Linked DNA regions of Homo sapiens: region 2 is linked to region 1. The links are chromatin loops, found by intact Hi-C in ENCODE. Cell type or tissue: GM12878. All regions are shown on one strand. Links, peaks and the distances in the headings refer to the core of each region. The heading gives the core; the rest is flanking DNA.

Region 1 (8,340 bases), core at 101-8,100:
GAAACAACAAATTTCATTTTATAACAAACATAAATAATCCTCAAAGTATTCAGAAATGCTTTTCTGAGCCACTGTAACAATGCTGTGTGATACAGGAGAGGAAAACAAGACTGTCATCCCTGCAGTCCTCAAAAGAAAAAGTTAACACCAAACAAACAAGATAATACAAGGTAGGCCAAAATCTAGAAAAATTGAGGGGAAAAAAAAAAAAAAGAATCCAGAAAAAGGTAAAACTACCCGTTACTGAGTATGCAGTTGTACCATTTTCTACTTTACATACTAACTAGTTCAGTCAGTAATATCTCTATTTTTAGTTCCTTAAACCTACATACATTAGAGAACTATTAGGTGAGCAAATCAGTAATCAAGACCAAAAACAGAGAATCAATAAGGAATTTAGTTTTCAAAAGCATATTTTTTTCAAATGCAAAAGTAAGGAATTTTTTCCTACATTATAAGACTTATGGTATCTTAATGTTTATTTATTTCCATAATAATTTAAGGGAATGAATCTTCAGTTTTTGTGTAAATATGACTTACCATGGCACTTAATACAAATGCATCCATCTTCTGGGATCCAGACCCACAAGTTCTAATTTCATTTTCTGGAAAACTACACTTTTACCAAGGATTAAGGGGGTTCTAATACAGGTGGACTATTGCCCTCCCTTTAAGAAATACTAATTTAAGAGCTCAGTATCTCCTGGGAGAAAAAACTGAATTTTAAACTAAAATCATTCTTAAATCATTCAGATCTCTGGCCAACAAAATACTTTCCAGTTTCTGAGGGAAAAAAGATGAAGAAAAGGCAACTATTGTTATAAAATATCCTACAATATAGAAGAAAAATCAGGTACACAAGAAACAAAAGTAGGGTTGGGCACAGTGGCTCACACCTATAATCCCAGAACTTTGGGAGGCTGAGGTAGGAGGATCACTTGAGGCCAGGAGTCCAGGACCAGCCTCGGCAACATAGCAAGACCTTGTCTAGACCAAAAAAAAAAAAAAATTAAATTAGCCTGGCATGATGATGCATGCCCGTAGTTCTAGCTACTCGGGAGGTTAGCTTGAGCCCAGGAGTTTGAGGATGCAGTGAGCTATGATAAGGCCACTGCATTCCAGCCTCAGAGACAGAGCGAGCCTTGTCTTTAAAGAAAAAAAAAAAGAGAAAAAGAAATGAAACTGCAATAAGGGCAGTAAGAAAAGTTCTGGAAAGTGTTGACAGTTTCAGAAGGAAGAGTTTACTTTCAAATGGTGACAAGGGAAGACAAGATACAAGAGGTGAAACTTGAGCTATAACTTGAAGGGTTGATGAGTAGGACTTCACCAGTGACTAGAGTGAGTGAAGTATTCCATGGGGGCACTGTGCTATCTGCAAAGATGCAGGAAAAAAAATTATAACACCACTCTCCAGGAATATGTGACCAATCTAGCAGAATAACAGAACAGAACTCAGCCTTTTTTGTGTCTCTACTTCAGAGACAAGAATAATATACTCCAGCAGTAACACTGCTCACTGCATACGGAGATTTGCAAGGGTTAAGGGTCGGGGGCATAACCACAGAAATAAGGTCCTTGTGACAACTAAATAAGATAAAATATTATATTTAAGATCATTACATTCCTTTTGAAGGTCACTTTGACTACTTCAATATACAGTTCAAATATATTTAATTCTTCCAAAATACCATTGCCAAAAAAAATTAGTGAAAAGTGGTAACTGGCTTATATAATTTCGACGATTTAATGAAAACAATACATATGCCACATATACATGGCTAAAAGATGTCACAGTTGATTCAAAATGGATAAGCAATATATATGTTGTTACAATTTTCAAAGTAATAGCTAAAAAGTACACACAGAAAGGTGTTTATACACATTCACTCATCTATCTGGCACTTCGTAGAAGACTAGGAAAGCTACTGGCCTTTTTAAAAGGTTAGTTCTCATAAAGGCCTAGTGCAGGCAGCTCTGGAATTTCATGCCTCCAACATTAATGTCTGGAATTTCATACCTCCAACATTAATGTCTAGTATGCTGGTGGGTGCTACTCATCTTTTCAAATCTGTTTTAATTATTCTGTTGCTGGGCATTTTAACAGATCTTAAGTTTGATAAATTTAGAATTCCAACTGGAGGTTAACCCACGCCCCAATATGTAAGCCAAATCCATTTCAATTATTTACGAAAGGCAGATAATATCAGAACAAGACTGATTATTTAGGTATTAAAGGATGTATAAGTAAATTCCAGTGGTGAAATCTGGAAAAATTATCTGGATGAAGAGTCAGGTGTTTTTTAACGTGTGGGAAAAAGTTGTGGGGTTAATATTATTTGATCTGCTTACTAAATATAAAAATATTTTACACCTATAAAGTGAACTCAATTAATGCAGGGAACAATCTAAAATATGGCAAATATTTAATATGGTTGTTTGGTAATATTTAAGTTCAGTTTCTATAACTTACAACAGGTAAATTCTCAAAAGAAGTTGTCAATTTTCTGAAAATCTCAGTCTGTGGTTGCTCAACTTAGCAACCAATATTCTCTTTTTCAACCCAAAAGAAAGTTAACATTTATCTATGAACAAGCACTCAGTCCCACAGCCATGAGAGTTGTCAAAATAACAGGAAGAAAAATGGACCAAGGATATATAAAGCTGAAAATGGGTCAGAATGCTCAAATTAAGAATCAAACTTATGTTTTTATTTTTCTTGCTTTTTCTTGCAAGCCAGGGCATCCTCATGAAAAAACAGGTAAGAATTTGGCAAGAATAGGGATAGAAAGCAAAAAGAAACTTGTTTTCCCAAACATCTGGCATCCTTCAACAAACTCTGGCAATGAAAAGTCAAAGCAAAGCAGATAAGATTCTGCCAATCACCTTCTACTTAGGCAGTGGCAATAGGTGGCCTAGCCAAGGCTCCCTGCCTGAGCTGAGAAGAGATGTCAGTATTGTGGTAAAGCCCACCTCCTTGGTCTTCAACAGATTCCTTCCATACCCCCAGGTTATGACAGAAAATGAGCAATTCACACAAGCATAAATGTGAAACATTAACATTTAAAAGGAGCCTAACCTACATAATAAGTGCTGAGGCTGAATACACATTGTGGGTCAAAATCAGGACAAGGCAGCTCAACATGGCATCTGTTAAGGGAAGAAAAATAAAGGGCAGACAAAAGACAACATTTAATCCTAGGTTCAACCTTCATAAATCAGCATACAATACCAAAAGTAAGTTAGTTGATTGATTGATTGATTGATTGAGACAGGGTCTTGCTCTGTTGCCCAGGCTGGAGTGCGATGGTACAATCTCAGCTCAACACAGCCTTGACCTCCTGACTCAAGCAATCCTCCCAAGTAGCTGGGACTTCAGGCATGCACTACCATGCGTGGCTAATTTTGTTCACTTTTTGTGGAGATAGGGTCTTGCTATGTTGCCCAGGAAGGTCTAGAACTCTTGGCCTCAAATGATCCTCCCACCTCAGCCTCCCAAATTGCCAGGATTACAGGTGTCAGCCACTGCTCCCAGCCCCAAAAGTTTATTATTATAAGGACTCTTACTCTTCATTGTAATTTATAGGCTGAAATTGCAAAACTGAAAACCCTATTCTTGCAACAATAACTTGAGGTATTTAGAACTCATGACACCAAGTTTCACATCCTCTTTCTTAAGTCTGCAGAAAAGGAACCTCCATCCTTATAGTTCAAAGTCTTTCTAGCAAAGAAAAAAAGAGAACCAAGAAAAAAAAGCATCATAACTATTTTGTAAGTATCAAACTAAAAAATTTGATATAATCTTAGTTTAAAAAAATAATTATAACACTGATTTGATATTTAGGCATAGAGGGATGTTGGTGTTTTATAAGAATTGACCTGACTATAAGCAGCACTCAGCTACATCTCTCAAAAATAAGGGAAAGCCATTTTAAGAGCTTGAAGTAGTATGTTGTAGTCCTATGACATTAATAGTTTAACAGAAACCACATACAACTTGAAGACTAAAACTATCAACTCCCTAAACAACTCACAGTGTACGTTAACATGACTTGACTATTCAGGGAGAGCCTCACCCTGGCAAACGGTTTGATTGTTCATCACAGCAAACTCCTGAAACACGCATCAACGATTCAATAGAAAGCCCCAACAGTATGTAAGATTTTTTGAATCCCTTGCTGTTGCATAATGGTCATCATCCAATTTTAATCAAACACACACACACACCCAGTATTCACTCAACCTCAACCAAACTTTGATTCTCAGTACATACTATCCTTGCTTTCTTCCCTCCAAGAAACCGCCAAAGTTCTAACCAGGTGGTGTACTCCCTTTCTGTGACAGGCAATAAACTCTATCTATAGGTTGTGAGGGAGACACTTGGGCAGCCAGCACTTGATACTATGCCAGCTGTAAGTTTTAATCATTCAGGAATATAGTGCAAAGAGTACTGTGAACTTATGGTGTGCTAATGCATCATACTAGCAATTGTGAATTTAGATCATAAACCTTTGTATTTCACCTAAAACTTTATGGGAACAGATAGGACAGGACAGGCAATCCCAATGCTTTTGTAGAAAAACTGTCTGGTCATATGCTGTCAGTTCTTCACGATTTCAAAGAATAACCACTTGAAAGAAAATTTTCAAAAATCTAAAGACTTAATAAAACTAAGATCAATGAGTTTTAAAGTACGTGTCATTAAAAGCACAAACTCATTTGCAGTCTATGGACTCTAAGGCAAGAGTCATATGCCAGACATCCCAGAAGAGGTAAAAAGTTATTAGAGACAAAAAGGACTTCAGGGAAACTTAGTTTTTCCTTAGGGAAAGGAGTCCTCCATGGAGTCACATGGCCCTCCAATAAGTAGGCATCAGGTAGTGTATCAAGAACTGATACAAGATCAGAAAGGAAGAGCCAATGAGTTAGGAGAAACCAAGGTTGGGTTTCAAGAATTGAGTTGCTACTTGTGCTGAATGATATTAAGAGATGGAGAAAAAGAAAGAGAAAAATGTTCACGCGGATGTCAATGATTTTTACTAGACTCTTCAGAGGAGTAAGAAATCCAAATAAACTAGAGTTTAGGGCAGAAAATTAACTACAAGGTGAGAATATGAAAGATGCCAGTGTGGACAAACCATGCAATAAAATTTTATTAAAAGAGAAGCAGAAATAGAGGCAGTAGCAGAATGGGAAGCAATATGTCAAGAGGGGGCTTTTCTTTTTAGGATGGAAGATACTATTGCACCTTTATATGCCGGTGTGAATGATAAAGCAGAGAGGGAGAGACTGGTAATACAAGAGAGGTAATGATTTGAGATTTTGAAAAGATTAAAAGGGTGGAATTCAAAATACTAGTGAAAATAAGAGCATATGCACTGAGTTTAAAGCATGAGAATATGGTGAGAACATAAATGGGTACAGCCTTTCCAGGAAAAAAATCAAGTACCTCATAGATTATAAAGAGACATGAAAGTAACCATATCCTTTGAGCCAGTAATTTCACTCATAAAAATCTACCTTAAAAAAAGATCTGAAATCTATCTTAACTGTCTAATGATCAGGGAGAACTGTTAGGTAAATAATTATAAAATGCTATTAAAAGTCCTTAATGATATGGGAAAACGTTCATAATATTAAGAGAAAAAAAGCAAGATATAAAATTCCAAATGTTGTATTTTAAAAATAAAAATATGTGCATAGACAAAAGATTAAGGAGACATAAAATATTAGTAATATCTCTGGACAATAAATGATAGATTACAGTGTTCTTCTTTATGTATATTTTTCATTTTCCCTAATAAGAATGGGTCACTTTATTACCAGAATAATTTACTTTCATCTTGCCTGTATTTTCCAAGTCTCTCTACTGACACCTTCCTAACAGCTTTAAATATTTGTGTATTTCAGAAATAAAATTGTGATAGTGGCAGGAGGCAGACAAATTCCTAGGCAGATTGGGACAGGTCCCCAGTGAAACCCAACCTTCAGGGCACACACAGCATGAAGCCTGAAAACCTGGCTGCTCCTTCTAGCTGGAATCCACAACCTGGAGGGAGAATTTCCTTTACGCCTTTCAGCCAATGAAATGGTGTTTTTTCCAGGTCCACCCATGGACCACTCAGCACGCACTTCCTCCTGCCCAGGGACCAATCAGCACACACTTCCTCCATTTTGAGCCCATAAAAACCCCAGCTTCAGCTGGACTCAAGGTAAGTAAGGACTACCCTTAGGAGCTGCCCGCTTTGGGTCTCCTCTCTGCTGAGCTGTTCTGCTACTCAGTAAAACTTCTCCACCTTGCTCACCTTCCAGTTGTCCACGTAACCTCATTCTTCCTGGACAAAGGACCAGAATTCGGGACCCACCCAACAGTGGGCATGAAAAGGGCTGCAACACTTTCCTGGCCAACTCACCAAACTGTGGTGGTGACATGCTCCCATTTGCTGGACTGCAGGAGTGAAAAGCAGTGACACTTCTGGGGGCCGAGACATCAGGATTTCCCAAGCCAGGGCTGTAACACTATAGCCTTCCTGCCTTCTGCCTGCATTGGGCAGCTGCCCCATGTGACAGGAAGTGGCAGTGGAGCTGGGCCAGCCTGGGAGCCGCCGGCTGGGGTGAGGTGGTGGGACTGAACAAGCTGAAACCTGCTCCCCCTGCTCGCCGAGCCGCGGGTGGAGAGAATGAGAGAGCACGCCTGACCCACTCCTTGAGGCTCTGCAGTTGCTGGCGTCCCCAAGTTTTTAGGTGCCACCGCATCCCCCTTTTCCAGACACCAGCACCTGCACCAGAAACTACGTGTGGTACGCCTGCTCCAGCTGCAGCCTGGCAAGGAGCCGGCACCTCTGCCAGCACCCAGAGCTGCCTGCCCCACCACAGCTGGCCGGACCCTGTGTTAGCTCTCTCACACACCCTTCAGTGCTCTGAGCCTGGTTTGCCCTCATCAGGCGTGGGATCCGGGTTGGGCGAACTGAGTGCAGCCTGCCGGGCTGAGTGGGTGGAACGAGCACAGTGGGAGTGAGTGAAACTCAAGCAGGGGCGCCACAGGCCACAATGGTTCCCGGCTGGCAGAGTGACACCTGAAGGATCCCGTGACATTTCGATTATTTCTGCTCATAGCATAAACTCTTATATGTAAGTATCTACCACATGCCAAAATGAAAGCAAAAAATATATATAATAGCCTGCTGTAGATATATATTATGTTGTTGTAGCAGCTCATGTTTTCTACCATCCATACGTTTAAGATAAATGGCATGCAATATCACCAATAATAAGGCAATAGAGAACAAAGAGTCTGCAAGAATTTAGAAAACACTTGCTTTGATATACAGCAAGAACTAAGGGGCAAGAAGAGGTAATGGGCAAGCTCTGAGTCACTCTTACTGGATGGTCTCAGTACAGCAACAGTAACTAGGATAAGCCAAGGCGTCCTCTACACACATAGTGAGGCCAGCTTGAAACAAGGAAGTACATAGTTGCAGACTTGGAAGCTAGCCACCGCAGCTATTTAAAAATCAATAGAGAGATTATTTTTTAAACCCTCTTTATCCAAAAAGAGTGTTCTGTGAAGAGAAATAGAAGGCACTAGAAGTGACGCACTGAAAGATCTCAGTTCATGGAATGATCACATTTGTAAACTAATAGTTTGTGCCTCTTTTTAGAGTCAAAAGTCAGTAAGCTCAAGTCAGTAAGCTCTGGGTTGGAATTCCAGCTCCTGTTTATTAGCTGTGCAACCATGGACCAATGTACTTCACTAACCCTCAGAATCTTCATTTATAATTTCAGGATTATGATATTGTACTTATAGAGCTTTGAAGAGGATAAAATGAAATAAAATGGGAAAACACTCAGTGAAATGCCTCATATGTAATTACCATGTAACGGTTTTTCCTTTCTTCCTAATTTCATTTACCACCTTCACAATTTGTGTCATATTCACATGCCATCTACATTATTTACTTAATATTGTTCCTCATATAGATTTACATATTTTTTCTAAATAAATTTCGCCTCATCTTAACAACACTACCCACTGAGAGGCTGAATATAAAATGGACAACAGTGAGATCATGTATAACCACAGAACTCTGAGCCACAACCTTTGCAACCAACGCAGGATGGCAAACCACAAGCTCTGCAGCCAAGAGCCCAGAACGGTCAGGACTTGGGCAATGACAACCAAGGACCAAACAGAAAAAGCTAAGATGTTCCCCAGACCAGTCACACAAGATACCCACACTTCCAGCTTTCCCATGCCAACAGCCTTCCAACCACAGCATACCTAAAGCTGCCTCTTTCTTCCATTAAAAAGCTTCTCCACTCCCTTGCTGAGCCTACCAAAGG
Region 2 (8,340 bases), core at 306-8,305, 140 kb before region 1:
CAGAATACTCTACCCATCAGCCACAGAACATACATTCTTCTCAGGTGCACATGGAACAATACTCCAAGACTGACCACATGCTCGTCCTTAAAGTAAGTCTCAAAAAAAAAAAAAAAAGAAAAAAAAAAGAAAAAGAAAAAGAAAAACAAACAAAAAAACCCTGAAATCATACTAACCATAATCTTGGACCACAGTGGAATAAAAACAGAAATCAATACCAAGAAGGTATCTCAAAACCATACAGTTACATGAAAATTAAACAACTTGCTCCTGAATGTCTTCTGGGTAAACAACAAAATCAAGGCAGAAATAAAAATAGTATTTGAAATAAATGAAAATAGGTACACAACACACCAAAATTCCAGGGACGCAGCAAAAGCAGTGTTAAGAGGAAAGTTGAAAGCACTAAATGCCTACCTCAAAACATTAGAAAGATCTCAAATTAATACTCTAACATCACATCTAGAGGAACCAGGAAAACAAGAACAAACTAACCCATAAGCTAGCAGAAGAAAAAAAAATAACTAAAATCAGAGCAGAATGGAACGAAATTAAGACCTAAAAATCCACATAATGAAATGATGAAGCCAAAAGTTGGTTCTTTGAAAGGATAAAGAAGATTGCTAGACTGCTAGTGAGATTAACAAAGGAAAAGAGAGAAGATATAAATAACCACAATTAGAAATGACAAAGATTACATTACAACTTATCCCACAGGAATACGAAAGGTCCTCAGAGGCTATGTGTCTATACATACAAACAAGAAAATCTAGAGGAAATGGATAAATTCCTGGAAACACACAATTTACCAAGACTGAATGAGGAACAAATTGACACACTGTACAGACTAATATCGAGTTCCAAAACTGAGTCAGTAATAAAAAAAACCTACCAACCAAAAAAGTCCCAAACAAGACGGATTCACAGTTGAATTCTATGTAAGGTACAAGGAAGAGGTGGTATAAATTCTACTGAAACTATTCCAAAAAAATGATTTTACAAAGCCAGTAACATCCTGATACCAAAACCTGGCAAAGACACAATGAAGAAAGAAAATCACAGGACTATATCCCTGATGAACACAGGTGCAAAAATCCTCAACAAAATACTAGCAAACTGAATTGAAAAACACATCAAAAAGTTAATTCACCATGATCAAGTAGGCATCATTCCTGGGATGCAAGGGTGGTTCAACATATACAAATCAATAAATGTGATTCACCACATAAACCAAATTAGCTTTCAATGAAATCCAACATCACTTTATGATAAAAACCCTCAACAAACTAGGCATCAAAGGAACATACCTGAAAATAATAAGCACCATCTATGACAAACCCACAGCCAACATCATACTGAACAGGCAAAAACTGGAAGCATTCCCCTTGAGAACTGGAACAAGATATGGATGCCCCCTCTCACCACTCCTAGTCAATATATTAGTGGAGAGTGCTAGCCAGAGAAAATCAGGTAAAAGAAAGAAATAAAAAGGCATCCTAATAGGCAAAGAAAAAGTATAACTATCTCTCTTTACTGATAATGATTCGATACTCAGGAAACCCTAAGGGCTCCACCAAAAGGCTATTAGAACTGATAAATGATTTTTGCAAGGTTTCAGGAGAGAAAATCAATGTACAAAAATCAGTAGCATTTCTATATACTGATAACATCCAAGCTGAGAGCCAAATCATTTACAATAGCCACACACACAAAAAAATCCAGGAATACATCTAACCAAGAAGGTAAAAGATCATTACAAGGAGAACTACAAGACACCGTTAAAAGAAATCATACATGACACAAACAAATGAAAAAACGTTCCATGCTCAGGGACTGGAAGAATCAATATCAGTAAAATAGCCATATTTCCCTGCCCAAAGCAATCTACAGATTCAAGGCTATACCTACCAAACTACCAACATCATTTTTCACAGAACTGGAAAAAAAAAACTACAAAATTAACAAGAAACCAAAAAAGAGCCAGAATAGCCAAAGCAATCCTAATCAAAAAGAAGAAAGCTAGAGGTATCAAATTACCTGCCTTCGAACCATACTATAAAGCTACAGCAACCAAAACAGCATGGTACTGTAAAAAAACAGACACAAAGGCCAATGGAACATAATAGAGAGCCCAGAAATAAAGCCAGCCACCTACAATAATCTAATCTTTGGCAAGGCTGACAAAAATAAGCAATGGGGAAAGGACTCCTTATTCAATATATGGTGCTTCGACAGCTGGTGAGCCATACGCAGAGGAATGAAACTGGACCCCTATCTTTTACCATATACAAAAATTAACTCAATATTGGTTAAAGATTTAAACGTAAAACCTCAAACTATAAGAATCCTAGAAGAAAATCTAAGAAACACCATTCTTGACATTGGCACTGGAAAAAATTATATGACTAAGTCCTCGATAGCAATTGAACAAAACCAAAAATCGACAAGTGAGACCTAATTACACTAAAGAGAATCTGTACAGCAAAAGAAACTATCAACAGGGTAAACCTACAGAATGGGATAAAATATTCATAAACTATCTGACAAAGGTCTAATATCCAAAGTGTATAAGAAAGTTAAACAATTGAACAAGCTAAACACAAGTAACCCAATAAAAAATGAGCAAATGACATGAACAGACATTTCTCAAAAGAAGACATACAAGCAGCCACCAAATATGAAAAATGCTGCACATCACTAATCTTCAGGGAAATGTAAATCAAAACCACAATGAGATATCATCTCATACCAGTCAGAATGGCTGCCATTAAAATGTCAAACAATAATCGGTCTAATAGTACAATAACATGTTGACAAGGCTGCAGAGAAAAGGGGATGCTTGTAACACTGTTGGTGGGAATGTACATTAATTCAGCCACTATGGAAACCAATTCTGAGATTTTTCAAAGAACTTAAAATAAAGCTACCATTTGACCCAGCAATCACATTACTGAGTGTGTACCCAAAAGAAAACAAATTGTTCTATAAAGTAGACACAGGCACTTGCATGTTCATTGCAGAACTATTCACAACAGCAAAGACATGGATAGACCGGATTAAGAAAATGTGGTGTATATATATATATGCCATGGAATACTATGCAGTCGTAAAAAGAACAAAATCCGGTCCTTTGCAGCAACATGGATGCAGCTGGAGGCCATTATCCGGAGTGAATTAACACAGGAACAGAAAACCAAATACTGCTTGCTCTTGCTTATAAGTAGGAGCTAATCAATTGGTACTCATGGACATAAATATGGTAACTATAGAAACTGGAAACTACTAGAGGAGGGGAGGGGTTAAAAAGGGTGGAAAAATTAACTGTTGGGTACCATGCTCAGTACCTGATCATGGGATCATTTGTATGCCAAACCTCAGCATCATGGCCATATACCCAGGTAACAAACCTGCACAAGTACCTTCTTGAATTTAAAATAAAAGTTGAAAAAAATAAAAAAGAAATGGAATAATGAAGGGAAAATCCAGTAGATTTAGCCATATAAAGTAGCAAAGATAGAAATAAAATGGAGTATTTATAACATGTGACAAAGCTCATATTCTTAATATAAAAAAAAATTAAAAGACTAAAACACAAAAAATTGGGTAAAGGTACAATTAACCTGAGAGGGCTACAAATTATTAATGTATATGAACATAGGCCACCTTGTAATAATCAATGTAACAGAGACAAAACTTAAAAAAGGGCAATTTTAAATTTATGAAAAATTAGTATTGTCAGTGAAAGTGAGGTGAGATAAGCATCTTTATACACTGGTGGCTAGTATGTAAACAGACAGTCTTTGCAAAACAATCTGGCAATAGATAGCAAGATAATTTTTAAAGTTCGGTAGTTGCTCTCCTAGAAATTTCCTTAAAAAATAAAAATATACGCTGGGTACAGTGGCTCACGCCTGTAATCCTAGCACTTTGGGAGGCCGAGACTGGCAGATTGCCTGAGCTCAAGAATTCGAAACCAGCCCTGGCAACACAGCGAAACCCCGTCCCTACCAAAAGCACACAAAAATAGCTGGGCATGGTGGCGGGCGCTGTAATCCCAGCTACTCAGGAGGCTGAGGCACAAGAATTGGTTGAACCCGGGAGGTGGAGCTTGCAGTAAGCCGAGACTGCACCACTGCACTCCAGCCCAGGTGACAGGGCAAGACTCCGTCTCAAAAATACATACATAAATACATACATACATACATAAAAATATAGAAGCCATCTTCTACACAAGGATATTTTCAGAAGTATATACATTGAGAAAAATGTGAAAACGGCCTTCCAACCAGGTTGAAGAAAAATTAGATTTTTACCTCACAATATAATACGATAAATTTCAGATTTTTTAGTATTTTAAATTTCAAATTTTTTATATTTTTTAGTTAACTACTAGTTAAGAACCAGAATATATGAGTGAAAAGTCAACAGGACTGAACTTACCCAACTGCCCTAAACATTTGATGGGCATATCTAAAACAGAAGATGAAAACTGAGCAAATATATAAAAGAACTCTCATTAGATACTGGACAAGAGGAAGTGCATGACGATGGTACCTGTTACAACAGAAACAAATGAGGTGAGCCATATGATTATCCACCTTTTGTCTGGGGGCACTTTCTGACACATTATTGAGGAAGAAAAATCACAAACCTAATTCAAGGGTTTCACTGCTGAAAAGATAAACATCAGATTTTGAGGATGATGAGGTAGATGGCATTTGCAGGACAGAACACTAATGAGGAGGAAGCTATACAGAATCTGCACAGTTGAGTCTGCAGTTGAATACTAAGCAATGCATGTGTAGGGTTTAACTTTATGAGGACAAGCAGAGAAGGAAAGGAAAGCTGTAAATATGTAGTAGCTCTTAGAGCTCACGCAGAGCTGAGAGACATTCAATTTTTAGGCAGTCAGAGAAGAGTCATTACTGAACTCTCAGGCATTCAGTAGATATCTCAAGAGTCAGAGTGAAACCTGAACTTACACGAACAAAGCTAACATCAATACTGAAATATCAATCATATTTGTAAATACTGCCTTCCAGAATAAAAACTAACACTCTGACAGAAGAAAACAAAATCCAGTAACTCACGTAAAACTCAAATTATCTAATCAATGGAAGAGAATCAAAAGCCAAAAATAAATCCATGCCTATATGGTCAACAAACATTTGACAAGGGTACTGAAAATACATAAGGGAGAAAGAACAATCTCTTCAATAAATAGTGCTAGGAAAACTGGATATACACATGCAAAAGAATGTAATGGAGTCTTATCTTTCATCATATCAAAAAACCAACTCAAAATGGATTAAAAACTTAAACGTAAGACCTGAAACTATAAAACTCCTAGAAGAAAACATACCAAAAAAACCTCCTTGATATTGGTCTTGGCAAGTATTTCTTGGATATGACACCAAAAGCACAAGCAACAAAGGCAGAGATAAATAGGTGGGACTACTATTTATCTCTTTGCTTATGTGAAGCAAAGAAAACAATCAACAGAGTCAAAAACCTATGGAATGGGAGAAAATACTTGCAAATAATATATCTGATAAGAGGTCAATATCCCAAATATATACAAAACTCGGCTGGGCACAGTGGCTCACGCCTGCAATCCCAGCACTTTGAGAGGCTGAGGAGGATGGATCATGAGGTCAGGAATTTGAGACCAGCCTGACCAACATGGTGAAACCCCGTCTCTACTAAAAATACAAAAATCAGCCAGGCGTGGTGGCAGGCACCTGTAATCCCAGCTACTCGGAAAGCTGAGGCAGGAGAATCGCTTGAACCCGGGAGGCAGAGGTTGCAGTGAGCCGAGATTGTGCCACTGCACTCCAACCTAGGCAACACGAGCAAAACTCCATCTCAAAAAAAAAAAAAAAAAAGAAAAAAAAAGAAAAAAGAAAAAAAATCTGATCAAAAAATAGGGAAAGGACCTGAATATACTTTTCAAAGAAAATATACACGTGGCCAGCAGATACATGAAAAGGTGCTCAAGATAGATCACTAGTCAACAGAGAAATGCAAATCAAAACCACAATGAGATATTACCACACACCTGTTAGGATGGCTATTATAAAAAAGATGAGATAGCAAGTGCTGGTGAGGATGTGGAGAAAAGGGAACCCTTGTGCACTGTTGGTGGGAATGTAAATTGGTATAGCCATTATGGAAAACAGTATGGAGGCTCCATAAGAAACGAAAAATAGAACTATCACATAATCCTGCAATCTCACTTCTAGGTATATATATCTATCTGAAGGAAATGACATCAATATTTCAAATAGATATCTGTACTCCCACATACACTGTAGCATTATTCACTGTAATTAAGGCAGGACTGCAGGTATCTCTATTCCAAGAATGGAAACACTCTATATATATAGATTTCTTGGATATGAAGAAGCAACATCTATCAGCAGATAAATGGATAATGAAAATGTGGTATATTTATACAATGGAATATTATTCAGCCATAAAAAGAAGGAAGTCCTACCATTTGTGACAACATGGATGAACCTCAAGGGCATTATGTTAAGTAAAATAAGTCAGGGATGACAAATACTGTATGATCCACTTATATGGGGAATCTAAAAGAATCAAACTCACAGAAACAGAAAGTAGAATGATGGTTGCCAGGAGCTGGGGTAGGGAGGTAAGTAAAATGGGGAGATACTTGTCAAATGGTACAAACTTCCAGTTACGGGTAAGTTCTGGGGATTTAATGTACAGCATCATGACTATAGTTAATGATACTGTACTGTATATTTAAAATTTGCTAAGAGAGTAGGTCTTAGGTATTCTCATCACACACAGACAAAGGTAACTGATAGGTGACAGACGTATTCACTAATTCAATTGTGGCAATCCTTTCACAATACATACACGTATCAAATCACTACACTGTATACCTAAAATTTATACAATTTTATTTGTTCATTATACCTCAATAAAGCCAAGAAGAAATAAATTAAAAAAAGAAACCCCCAAGAACAAATGATTTAGCATCCAATCAACGTTTACTAAACATGACAAGATGCAAGAAAATATGACCTATAACCAAGAGAAAAATCAGTCATTAGAAACATACCTAAAAATCAGAGATGATGGAATTAATAGATACTGACTTCAAAATAGTACATGAACATAAAGAAGAGATAAAGGGAAATAGAAACAAATGAGACTGTAGAGATAAAACAAACAACATCTAAAATAAAAAATTCACTAGATGGAATTAACAGATTCGACACTGAAAGAGAAAGGACTTCTGAATGTGAAATCATAGCTAAAGAATCGATATAAATTACAACTGGGAAAAAAAAGCCTCAGTGACCTGTTGGACAGTATCAATGAATCTAACACATGTGTAATATAAATTACTGAAAGGAGAAAGACATTTGAAAAAGAATGGCTGAAATTTTCTAAAATTGGATAAATAACTAAATGCACAGATCTACAGTTGCCCAGGAGAAAAGGGAAATGAATAAGGTGATAGTTATGATTACTCCAGCTGGATACCTAGAAACAATGTCCAGGCTGTAACACAGGGAGAGGAAAACAAAACAAAACAAAAAGAGCCTACGAGGATCCTTGATTTAATGATACTGAGTTCAGAGACTGGGGAGACCAAGGTATCTAGAATTCATGAGACAGGTAACTAGACAGAAGACAGTACCAAAGACAGAGCTCGAGAGATCTACAATGGATTGCCTCGGAGTCTCATTGAGCAGCACCTGTATGTGGGGAAAAGCTACGGAAAGAGCCACTGAAAAGGACCAGATGAAACAATCACCAGGCTAACAGAAAGGCAAAAATATTTCATGTTCTCACATGGCAAAATAGAAAGATCTCCTAAAAACTATGGCATCTAACAGAGTTTTAAAAAAATACTGCCTCAATAGTGCAGCCGTGTTAGTGCTAGAGCAAAGGATATTCCAGACCAGTCTTACTAAGCTTAAAAGCAAGCACTGATAGGATCATACTGTTTATACATAAGAATAATGCCTAAATATATTTTTTAATCCCCAAACTTCCAGCATCTGACAATGTAAAATTCAATGTCTGGCATCCAATAAAAAATTAACGGACATAAAAAGAAACAGGAAAATAATAACCTATAATCAGGAGACTAATCAATGAATAGAAACAGACTGAGAAAATGACACATAAGATATAATTACACGAATACCATAATAAATTAGCCGTTGAAAATATAAAAAATAGCTGTTGAAAATATAAAAGTTCAAAAGGTAGAGGGAAGCACATAAGATGAAGATGAAAAAAAAAGTCCCAAATCAAACTTCAAGAGATGAAAATGTCTGAAATAAAAAATATACTAGA

The links. A loop is a pair of places that touch in the nucleus more often than their neighbours do. Peaks named below come from ENCODE experiments on the same cell type or tissue, not always from the same donor. Only the 100,000 strongest peaks of a DNase experiment are listed, where the experiment ranks them.
Region 2: a loop joins it to region 1, with 2.0 times the contacts of the local background. A loop is called at or near these places in 2 of 110 quality-filtered maps.

Annotation. Positions count from the first base shown.
Region 1 is chr1:243,724,047-243,732,386 of GRCh38, forward strand. The region is part of intron 2 of AKT3 (AKT serine/threonine kinase 3); the gene reads right to left. Among named protein-coding and RNA genes, the nearest start is that of AKT3-IT1, 66 kb to the right of the region's middle. In GM12878, for the core only: no CTCF peak of the experiment used is centred there; DNase peaks (open chromatin) are centred at 3,715 and 4,065; H3K4me3 peaks cover 844 bases; H3K27ac peaks cover 2,395 bases.
Region 2 is chr1:243,583,440-243,591,779 of GRCh38, forward strand. All of the region lies in intron 8 of AKT3 (AKT serine/threonine kinase 3), which reads right to left. Among named protein-coding and RNA genes, the nearest start is that of AKT3-IT1, 210 kb to the right of the region's middle. In GM12878, for the core only: no CTCF peak of the experiment used is centred there; DNase peaks (open chromatin) are centred at 4,922 and 5,992; H3K27ac peaks cover 2,235 bases.